Linked DNA regions of Homo sapiens: all the other regions are linked to region 3. Evidence: chromatin contacts called from ENCODE Hi-C or POLR2A ChIA-PET data. All regions are on one chromosome and are shown on one strand. The core of a region is the stretch at or near the end of the contact, and the rest is flanking DNA. Distances in the headings are between cores, read along the strand shown. Region 1 holds the start of UPF3A (UPF3A regulator of nonsense mediated mRNA decay). Region 2 holds the start of RASA3 (RAS p21 protein activator 3). Region 3 holds the start of ING1 (inhibitor of growth family member 1).

Evidence for each region. Hi-C counts contacts between places; a loop is a spot of excess contacts on that map. ChIA-PET counts read pairs that join two places held with the same protein, here RNA polymerase II (POLR2A). Pooled maps may share reads with other maps.
Region 1: a pooled map shows a loop between it and region 3 (22-fold over the local background). The contact joins the promoter of UPF3A here to the promoter of ING1 in region 3. A Hi-C loop is called at or near these places in 4 of 50 pooled maps. POLR2A ChIA-PET finds 5 or more read pairs at or near these places in 2 of 52 experiments (A673 and BJ).
Region 2: a loop to region 3 is called in a pooled map, with 11 times the contacts of the local background. The contact joins the promoter of RASA3 here to the promoter of ING1 in region 3. A Hi-C loop is called at or near these places in 4 of 37 single-sample maps with no recorded cell type and 12 of 50 pooled maps.

The regions. Positions count from the first base shown.
Region 1 is chr13:114,280,264-114,283,622 of GRCh38, reverse strand. UPF3A (UPF3A regulator of nonsense mediated mRNA decay) reads right to left here and starts at 2,022. Exons shown (of 10, transcript NM_023011.4): 1 at 1,777-2,022; 2 at 1,496-1,602; 3 at 680-786. The coding sequence starts at 1,983. It overlaps LOC105370384 (a long non-coding RNA gene), which reads left to right and starts at 2,554. Exons shown (of 4, transcript XR_007063887.1): 1 at 2,554-3,359. RefSeq lists silencers at 1,005-1,214, 1,595-1,774, 2,005-2,274 and enhancers at 1,354-2,041, 2,495-2,794.
Region 2 is chr13:114,131,194-114,134,713 of GRCh38, reverse strand. It overlaps RASA3 (RAS p21 protein activator 3), which reads left to right and starts at 2,091. Exons shown (of 24, transcript NM_007368.4): 1 at 2,091-2,279. The coding sequence starts at 2,225. RefSeq lists enhancers at 1-70, 1-79, 2,368-2,995, 3,166-3,520 and silencers at 1,786-1,885, 1,916-2,575.
Region 3 is chr13:110,711,603-110,714,949 of GRCh38, reverse strand. ING1 (inhibitor of growth family member 1) reads right to left here and starts at 1,250. Exons shown (of 2, transcript NM_198219.3): 1 at 665-1,250. The coding sequence starts at 800. It also overlaps a transcript of CARS2 not described here. RefSeq lists silencers at 1-23, 64-323, 414-703, 864-1,053, 1,064-1,413 and 2 more and enhancers at 2,084-2,133, 2,734-2,823.

The DNA of each region.
Region 1 (3,359 bases), core at 773-3,272, 3.6 Mb before region 3:
TGTTTAGGAAGATAGAAGTCAGTGTACATTTTGGAAAATTCCTATCAGGTAAAATAGTTTAGCTTTAGAACCTAAAAAGATCAAGTTCTCTCATGCAACAAACTCACTCATGAAAACCTTCATTCTCTGATGATAATACATAAATAGGCTGTCACTATTACACAGAATTTCTGGAATTTTTTTGGATTAAATAATAAAATTAAATAATTTCAATTTTTAATATCTGCACATAATTACAGTAACATAATCAAAATTTATAAACTTATTTTAGTCTGAGAACTTTTTAATTAAAATGCACAAATAGACCGGATGCTGTGGCTCACGCCTGTAATCCCAGCACTTTGGGAGGCTGAGGTGGGAGGATCACTTGAAGCCAGGAGTTCAAGACCAGCCTGGGCAACACAGTGAGACCCCCGTCTCTACACAATTTTTTTTTTAAATCAGCCGATCATGGTGGCACACGCCTGTGGTCCCTGCTACCTAGGAGGCTGGAGGATTGCTTGAGCCGCAGTGTGAGGCTGCAGTGAGCCGTGATTGCGGCTGCTGCACTCCAGCCTGGGCAACAGAGCAAGACCCTGTCTCAAAAAATAATAATAATTTAAAAAGCACGAATATTCTAGCAATACTTCATTAGTATACCTACAGATTATAATAGATTTTTAAAAACCAATAATCCAACCTTTGCTGTCAAGGAAGATATATCCATCAAAACGATCTCTAAAAAGAAGGATGTCATCAGGATTCCTAAAATTAATGTATGCTCTTGAGTAGAGATGAGGATAAAGACTGAAATAAGAGATAACAGTGAAAATGGTCAGTGAAAAATACAATAGTCCATTAATTTAGCCTCTTTTTCCTTTTCTGGGCACAACAAACTACTTTAGATAAAACTTTTGTGCCAAATCATCTCAGTTAATTGTAACAACTTGGATATTCTTTAGCAAAAACAAACGCAAAACGTTAACTTTACAAGGCAGAACTCAGGTCCCTTCTCCACTGCCCAGAACCGGTCCTCCGAGGCTGAAACCCTAAGGCAAGGCCAGGGCGCACTCCCAGAGGAACCCGTGGCGCCGAGAGACTCTCCTGACTTGGGGACCTTCTCCGGTATTTAAAACCGCACTGGCTGCGGCACCAGCGTGGAGGCCACAGGAAGAGCCGGCGCCCCCCGGCCCCGCAGCGCCCCGTCCGCGGACGAGCAGGGAAGCCCGGGAGGCGCCGGGCGGGCAACGCTGGTCCTTTCAAAGGCACCCGCTTTCCTAAGCGTTAGCCGTCTGAAAATCATCCGCATTTTTCATGTAAACCACATCTGTGTTTCTTTGTTGGTGGTATTTTTCTTTGACGGAACGGACACGTTTTACTGAAATGTATTTATTCAAAAAGCTCACACGACTCCCATATAGGAGAAATCAGGGTAAGGAACGTAAGGCAACGAGACGGCCACCGCCGCCGAGCTCTGGGTTCCGCCCTCTCTTCCTCCCCTCGGGGCGGGCCTCACCTCAGGTCGGCGGCGAAGAACTCGAAGTAGTCGTGTGCTGGCAGCGGGCGCAGCTGCTCCTCCAGCTGCTCCTTGGTGAGGCCCGGAGGCAGGCGGCGGATGACCACCTGCGGGGAGCGCGCGGCCGTTCCCACCGGGGCGGAGCGTGGACAAGGAGCTCAAAAGGCACCGCGTACCGCGCTGGGAGGCCCGGCCCCCGCCCCTCCCTCCCCTCCCTCCCCTCCCTCCACTCAGGGCCGTCCTCTCCTCGCGAGGTTTGCGCGCCCCGCCCCCGTCCCCACCTTGCTCAGGGCCGTCCTCTTCTCCTCGCGAGGTTTGCCCGCACCGCCCCCGCAACCGGAGGACGAAGTTGGCGGCGTCTCAGCCTCCTGCTGCTGCGAGTCGCGGTGGAACTGCACTTCTAGGGCCGACAGCTTCTCCCTCCCGCTCGGGCCCCGCGCGGCAACGGCCGCCCGAAGGCCTCCGGCCCCCTCCTTTTCCGAGCGCATGCCGCACTCTCCGCCGAGCCGCAGCCGCCAGCCCCCGACGAAACCTCGCGAGAGCTCGGCCGCCCCAGCCCCGCCCCTCCTCGAGCCGCGGCGGTCGGGGCCGCCCACGAAGGGGTCAGGCGCTGCGGGACTAGTCGGGGTCGGGGTGGTGACCTCCGGCCACACAGCCTGGCTTTCCGCCGGGTCAGGCGGCCCCTCAGGGAGCGGCGGCCGCGGTTTAGGGCGGCCCCGGAAGCGGGGCGCCGGCGGCTTTGGTCCGGGCGTGGTGGGAGGAGTTCGCGGACAAGCCGCCCTCCCATCCCAGCACCGTTTTTATCCCACTCCCCCAGGCTCTCCGTGGCCGGGGCGCCATGAAAGCCGGGTTCACATTTGAATTCTTAATTTTTTTGGAGACAGTCTCGCTCTGTCGCCCAGACCGGAGTGCAGTGGCGCGATCTCGGCTCACTGCAGCCTCTGCCTCAGCCTCCTGAGTGGCTGGGACCTACAGGCACGCGCCACCACCCCTGGCTAATTTTTTTGTTTTTTTAAAGTAGAGACGGGGTTTCACCTTGTTGGCCAGGATGGTCTCGGTAACTCCTGACCTCAAGTGATCCGCCCACCTCGGCCTCCCAAAGTGCTGGGATTACAGGCATGAGCCACCGCTCCGGGCCCTTGCACATATTTTTTTATGAACACACAGGCAGCAGCACTTTGATTACAGTAACTTACATGGAAGTTATTTTAAAATGGCTTTCCCCTTCTCTTTTTCATGTAGGCTGCATTTTTCATCTGCAGCACGCTTTCTCTCAAGAATCTCAAGCACACACAAGAAACCAGAGAGTAAAATCACTGAGGCGTGAACACATCCAGAGACCAAGGGCGTCACTGGCAGAAAAGCTTTTAGGCGGATCCACGGCCCGAGAGCCACCCTGCCCAGAGACGCGGTTTCCTAGGAGCAGTTCACACGCGGCTCTGCAGCACCCACAAGCGGGGCCAGGGGCTGGTTTTCATAGTTCACAGTCTGCAGGGATCTTAACAAAAACATGGCCGTGGTAAAAGTGCCTAGACCAGGCTTTCGTCACAACTCAGTGAGTAGGAAGACTAGTTAGGCTGATGAAAAGCTCTGATGATGTGTGATTAAAAGTAGGAAAACGTGGTTGCCAAATAAAATATTTTACTATATAGTCAGGGGGAGAGATGGGGATAAAAAAATGTGGAAACCATTTATTTTAAAATTTTGACTGTTCCTGCAGTGTTTAAAATATAGGAGATATATTCTGATTATCTTTAGAAAGAAACTGCTCTCAATCTATTTGTATGTCTTCCCTCTGGTTTTAAAATATTAAACAATCATCTAACTCAATATTTAATTTTACCTCTAGTCATGTTACTAGGTT
Region 2 (3,520 bases), core at 842-3,341, 3.4 Mb before region 3:
ACTGGTCCTCGGAGAAACACAGGAGCCGGCTTGCTTCCAGTGGCTCCAAACGGAAGCATAGTCTCCGTCGTAAAGCAGGGGTGTGGATGGCGTCCACAGCACCCACTGCAGACGCCACCCAGGGCCAGCGCTAGACGCAGAGGCTCTGGGTTGGAACCAGGGGTGCCGCCTTAACCTCCTGTTCTGCCCCAGTGAGCACCAGGCTTGCAAGGGCTGAGGATGAGAGAGGCCCCTGTGGCTGCAGGCTCCCAGCAGTCAGGGGAAGAAAGGCCATTCATTCTTTCAACGCATGGAACTGCTTTTTAGGAAGTGAAGGTAAGCAGTGGAAAAAAATAGGCCTCTATCTTCATGAAGCTCCTGTTCCTCTCCATGCAGTGTGTGTGTGTTTGTGTATGTTCACGTAGGTGTGTGTATGTATGTTTAGTGTGTATGTCTGTGCATGTGTATGGGTAGTATATGTGTGTGCTGTCTGTGTTGTGTGTATATGAACATATGTGTTCATGTGTATATGTGGTGTGTGTATGTAGGGTGTGTGTATATGTGTGTATATGTATGTGTGTACACGTGTGTAGTATGTGTGTGGTGTCTGTGTGTGGTGTCTATGTGTATGTATATGTATATGTAGTGTATGTGTGGTATATGTATGTGTGTATATATGTGTAGGGTGTGTGTGTGGCACTGGGTGCAATGAAGTTTTGCAACATAGAGGAGGGAGTGTAGTCTCAGTTCATATACACACCTACAGTTCATACACACACACAAACATACTCCTCAGAGAGGAGGTCAGGGAGGAGGAGACCTCGAGACAGAAGAAAGGGAGGTAAGGGTGGTACCTGCCCATGCTGGGGTCTGCAGGGGGACTGGGGGGGGACCTGCCCATGCCGGGGTCTGCAGGGGGACTTGGGGGGGGACCTGCCCATGCTGGGGTCTGCAAGGGGACTTGGGGGGGGACCTGCCCATGCCGGGGTCTGCAGGGGGACTTGGGGGGGGGACCTGCTCATGCCGGGGTCTGCAGGGGGACTGGGGGGGGACCTGCTCATGCCGGGGTCTGCAGGGGGACTGGGGGGGGACCTGCCCATGCCGGGGTCTGCAGGGGAACTGGGGGGGGACCTGCCCATGCCGGGGTCTGCAGGGGGACTTGGGGGGGGGACCTGCCCATGCCGGGGTCTGCAGGGGGACTGGGGGGGGACCTGCCCATGCCGGGGTCTGCAGGGGACTGGGGGGGGACCTGCCCATGCTGGGGTCTGCAGGGGGACTTGGGGGGGGGACCTGCTCATGCTGGGGTCTGCAGGGGGACTGGGGGGGGACCTGCTCATGCTGGGGTCTGCAGGGGGACTGGGTGGGGGAGACCTGCCGGTGCCGGGGTCTGCAGGGGGACTGGGGGGGGACCTGCCCGTGCCGGGGTCTGCAGGGGGACTGGGGGGGGACCTGCCCATGCCGGGGTCTGCAGGGGGACTGGGGGGGACCTGCCCATGCCGGGGTCTGCAGGGGGACTGGGGGGGGAGACCTGCCCATGCCGGGGTCTGCAGGGGGACTGGGGGGGGGAGACCTGCCCATGCCGGGGTCTGCAGGGGGACTGGGGGGGGGGAGACCTGCCCATGCTGGGGTCTGCAGGGGGACTTGGGGGGGGGACCTGCCCATGCCGGAGGTCTGGGGTGGGGGGCTGTGTGTGCGTGTATGTGTCCCCGCCCCCCTCGTGCGTCTGCAGCAGGTGCCTTCGGATCGCATCTCAGGAGCTGGGGCTGGGCGCGGGATTCCTCCCCTGCCAGATCGTTGTACGTGAACTTCTCTTGGCAAAGTTCGTCCGCGAGTCAATCGCTCAGCCTCGCTCAGCGGGCCCGGGCCGCGCCGGCGACCTTCCTTCGTCTCTTCCGCCAGGCAGCCCGCTGGGGTCCCTTCCGCTCAGCGGCCAATCCGCGGGGCGGGGGCGGGGGCCGAGGCCTCGGGGGAAGCCGATCCCTGCGCCCCCCGGGTCTCCGCCACCCGCCAGCGCCGTCCCTGCCAACCCCGCCCCTGCAGGGCCCGGGCCAGTTGGGAGCAGGGGCCGGGCCGCGGGCGGAGCCTCCCGGTCCCCGCCCTCGCCCTCGGCCAACTGGCGGTCTTGCAGGCGGGCGGACCCTCGGCCGCGCTCGGGGCTCCGGCGCCGCCGCTCCTCCTGCTCGGCCTGAGCTGCCCGGGCTCGGCGCGCGCTTGGGGCGAGGCTCGGCGGGCGCGGACGCGCAGCATGGCGGTGGAGGACGAGGGGCTCCGGGTCTTCCAGAGCGTGAAGATCAAGATCGGTGAGTGTCCGCCGGCAGCCACGCGTCCGACCCCCCGGCCCGACCCTGTCCTCTCCCGCGCCCGCCTCCCCTCCGCAGATCCTTGCTGGGGACCCCGGCGGAGACGCCCTCCAGGCGCGGCGCGCTCCCCGGAGAACGGCTGGTCCGGCTCCGCGGCCCCTCCCCACCTCCCCGCCTCCCCGGGCCTCGGGCTGGGTCGAGTCGGCTCCGGGGTAACGCGGCTCCCTGCGCCTCCTCTGCGCCCGGAGCGGCCCCGGTCCCTGGTAGCGGCGGAGGAGGTGGGGTCCCTGCGCCGAGGGACGTCTGTCCGCGTGTGCGCCCGAGCGTGTGCCCCGCGTGTTTGCAGGAGTGCGCGCGCCTGAGGCTGTCTGGGCGCCTGCACTTCAGGTGTCAAATCCACTGACGTCGGGGTCTCGGCATCTCCCTTTCTCCGCTGCGCCCAGAAACTTCCTTTCCGGGGAATGTGGAGGCTCCTTCACGCTTCTCCCCAGGGGCGTGAGGCCCCGGCGCGCTGCTGCTGCTGTGCGCGCGCGTCTGTGCCTGCGTGCGCGCGTGTTTGTGTGTGCTTGTGTTTGTGTGTCCATGTGTGGGCGGTGTGTGTGCGCGTGCGTTTGTGGGTGCATGTGTGGGTGCGTATTTGTGTGTGGATGCATGTGTGCGCGCGTGTGTATTTGTGTGTGGGCGCGTGTGTGTGCGCGCGTTTGTGTGTGTGCATGTGTGCGTGTGTGCTGGTGGGGCGTTCTGGCTGAGGGCTCCCGCGGGGCGGGGAGACCCCGGACCCATCGGCACCACGTCCCTTTCCACTGAGAAGTGGCGGGCGAGCTGGTGGCGACCAGGGCCTGCGAGGCTGCGGTTTTTCTCTGGGCTTCAGCAGCTTCTGAAGTGGGCTCCCGGAGGCGTTTCCGGAGAGGAGGCTGTGTCTGGACTTCTGGTTTATCTGGAGGGATCTGCTTTTCCCTGGTTGTTTTATCTTGGGAGAGTGATGTGGAAGTCCTCCCCCTCCCCCAGAGCAAGACCGTTTCCTGGAGTGACTGTTCCATATTCATGCCATGAGTGTGCTGGACCACAGCGCGGTTCAGGCTGGAGAGGCTTCCAGGGCCTGCAGTGTCGCGGTCCCCACGGTCCTTCTCCCCCACTGAGCCGCACTTCGCAGCCGGCCTCTTCCCGTGTGAAGAGGCCTCCGGGAACGGGCTGAGTGTCAGTTGTTGATGACATTTGATGCTGCCGGAGGCATTCCAGCT
Region 3 (3,347 bases), core at 1-2,500:
AGAGAAAAGCCCTCGTCCTCCGCAAACTACAACCGGCGGCGTCGCCCCTCGCAGTCGGCCCCTACTCGGTGTCCAGCTCCAAGTGAGGGCCGGAGGGGGCTGGGCGGGGGCGGCCGACCTACCCCGAGCGGAGTACTACCCGGTACTTTATGTAACACTCAGATTCGGGACTGAGTGGGGGGCGACGAAGAAGGGCCAGAGGAACGGCGTTGCCCGGGACCGAGGCACCGGGTCCGCGGGAACCCCGGCCCACAGCCGCCCTCCTCCTGCAGCCCCGTCTCGGCGCCCTATAGCCCCAGGCGCCGGCACATCCCTCCATCTCGCGCCGTAATCTGCACCCCCTCCTAGAGGACGCGGCTTGGACCCGCCGCCCCCTCCCCCGCAGCACCCGCCTCATCACTTCACTACAAAGAGCGCTTTGGTCGCGCAGCCTTGCAGCGAGACCTCTCGCGCCTCCTTCCTCCTCCGTGTCCCGGGCTTTGCACACAAGGACCTTGGCGAATCAAAGGCGCTCCAGACCTTTTGTTCCTGCCCCTGCCGAGGGCCGCCGCTGCGGAGCCGGCCGCTTCCTCCGGTCCACGGCAGGACCGGCCCGGCTCCGCGGCGCGCCCGGACCCGCCGGGAAGGAGGCGGCCGCCCCCGCCCATCCATCACCCGGCCGTACCTTGGTATTTCGCGTCGATCTCCCGCATCAGCGAGACATTTCTCTGCAAGTCGAAAGGCAGGGACTCGATGGAGTCCAGGTAGTCCTCCACATAGTTCACCAGGTGGAGCTGCTCCCCGTTGGCAGGACTCAACATGGTTCACCCCGGAGGTCCCCGGCGACTCGGCGCGGCTTTCCGCTTCCTCCACCCCCCGCCCCCCTCAAAAAATAGCACTGCAAAATGCAAAGCCCTCGCTCTCCCGGCGCCCCCCCGCCGGCTCCTGCTTCGGCCCGGCGGCTACATCTGCCGAGCCCGTCCGCCGCCTCCGGGTCCGCGGGGACCCCAGCGCCTGAGGGCGCGGGCCGCGGTGGCGGTGGCTCCCGGGCGCACGCCCCGGCCGGCGGCGCAGGCCCCCTCTCAGGCGGCGGGGCTGGCGCCGGGGGCCGCGCGTACGAGCGCGCACACACCGGCGGGAGAGGGCCCAGCGCCGCGGCCGCCGCTGCCCACTCGCCCACTGGGCTGGGTAGAAGAGAGGAGCGGAGCGGGCAGCGGGAAGGGGCGCGCTCCGCTGGCCGCCGAGCCGCACTTGTCCAACGTGGAAAACCCAAATACCAGTTTCAAACACTTGGGAAACATTCAGCCCCGCTGCGCAGCGCGCATGCGCCCCGGCCCCCTCCCCCGGCAACGGCCCCGCCCCCCGCCGCATTCACGCCCCTCACCGTCCCAGGCCCTGGGGGCTGCGGGCTCCAGGCCGGCCCTCGCGGGGGCGTGGCCTTGCCTGTCACTTTTTCCAGAGGCGAGGGTCGCGGAGGGGACAGCGTCAGGGCCGCTGGGGTGTGGACGGCGGGCGAGGCGCAAACTTTACTAGGAGTTTTTGGCACTTGGAGGCAGAGCCTGTTGGGCGGCACAGCACGCCCGCTGGGAAACGCAGGGGAGCGGCCTGCTTCGCTGAAAACCCGACCAGGACCTAACGGGCCGCGGGACAGAAACCTCCGAGACCATGGTACACAGCAACTACCGCAACTCGCTCCTCAGCCCCTGACTCTTCGTCCCCGCCCCACAGAGCAGTATAAGTAGGGCCCGAAACAGAACTGGCAACCGCAGTAGCCAATCTACTTGCCAACATCACTTTGACAGCCCAATCACGATGAAGAGGAGGCGGGGAGACCGTGAGTAATGCCCCCCGGACTCTTACTACTAGAAACCCAAGTCCTCCGGGAGGCGGAAGGAAGGGGAGGGCCGGGCACGGGCGGAAGTGGCGGCGCATGCGCACTGGCACCCTCTCGGTGTCCTTTGAGCTGCGGCCGCAGAGTGCGCGGGAGACCTACCCATTCCGCGGCCGGACCACCACTCCCAGCAGCCTAGGCGGCTCCCGCGCCTGCGCCATCCGTCACCGCCCTCCCTTTGTGTCGTCTCCCGGTACTCAGTTTGGAACGGCTTGGAGACAAAGGGGCCTGAGAGGGAAGCTGCTTCCTAGTGCCGAGCCCCAGAAGAGGTGGATAGGCCCGAGGGGCGCCTTCCCTAGGCCTTATCTCTTCCCGCCCTGTGTCATGGACACCGTTCTCGGAGGCCGCTCCCCACACTTGGAAAGGCCGCCCACAGTATGCAGACACCCGGTCGGCCGGCGTCCTGAGGCCATTCAGCTCCCCGGACCGCCCTCCCCCGCGTCGCCCCTCTACCCTCCCAAAGCTCCCGGATTTTGGGCTTTCTGAGAAGCCTGGACGCCACGCGAGCCCGTTGCCTAGGCGACCGGCCCCGCGCGCCGGCCCCCCCCCTTCCGGCCAAAGGGCCCGCCCCTCCTGGGCGTGGCCTCGTGCCTTTGTGCACTTCCCGCCTGGCTCTCTGGTTCCGGGGCGGCCTCGGCTTCGGCCTCCGCCCCGCTGCGGCCGCCGCGGGTCCCCTCCGGGGTGGCCCCGAGAGCTGTGTTCGCCACGCTTGGCTGCCTGCTTTTCTCTGATTTTCTTCCGCCTTGGACCCTGCTCTATTTGCATTGTCTTTTTTTCAGCAAGTCGGAGAACGGTGCCTTGTCAGTTTTCACCTTTCTCACTGGACTTTCTCTTTTCCGGAGAGCCGGGTTGGTGGTGCTGCCTGTGTATTCCACGAACTAAGCCCTGTCCCCAGCCCTTGCAGTGTTTCTGTATCAACTCCACGCCAGCGCGGTTCTCCATTTTTCTTAGCCTCTTAATTAGGACAGGGTCGGATTTCAGCTTTTATCCACCGGGTTTATCCTGTTGCAAAGCAGAGTACACAGTTTTAGACACAAAATAATTGCAGTTGAAATGGATACACATTCTGGTGGTAAGATTTGGAAACGTGGTATTTGATGGAACCCTGTTGTAACATCTAAAACTCTTTGGATTTTTTAAAAACGTATTCTGTGTAATCCAGTAAAAATTTGGATTCGTCCAGTATTTATAGAGTAGATTATTAACCGCAGTGGTGCTCATTCCAGGGCCCTGCCGGGTATTTTGTGCTATGGATGTGAGTACGGCAAAGAGACTGAATTAAGCTGTTTTGTATTTGGAATCGGATTGTTCACGTTGCAACGTTGCTGCAATGATAAATGGATGGATACTCTTTACACTTTGAAGTGGATTTAATCTTCACTTTTAAGCCCCTTCATCTCACCTACACAGCAGGAGAGCTTTGGCTTTGATATTTGGGGAAATGGCTGTTATTTTACTTACAGATCACGCTATTCTA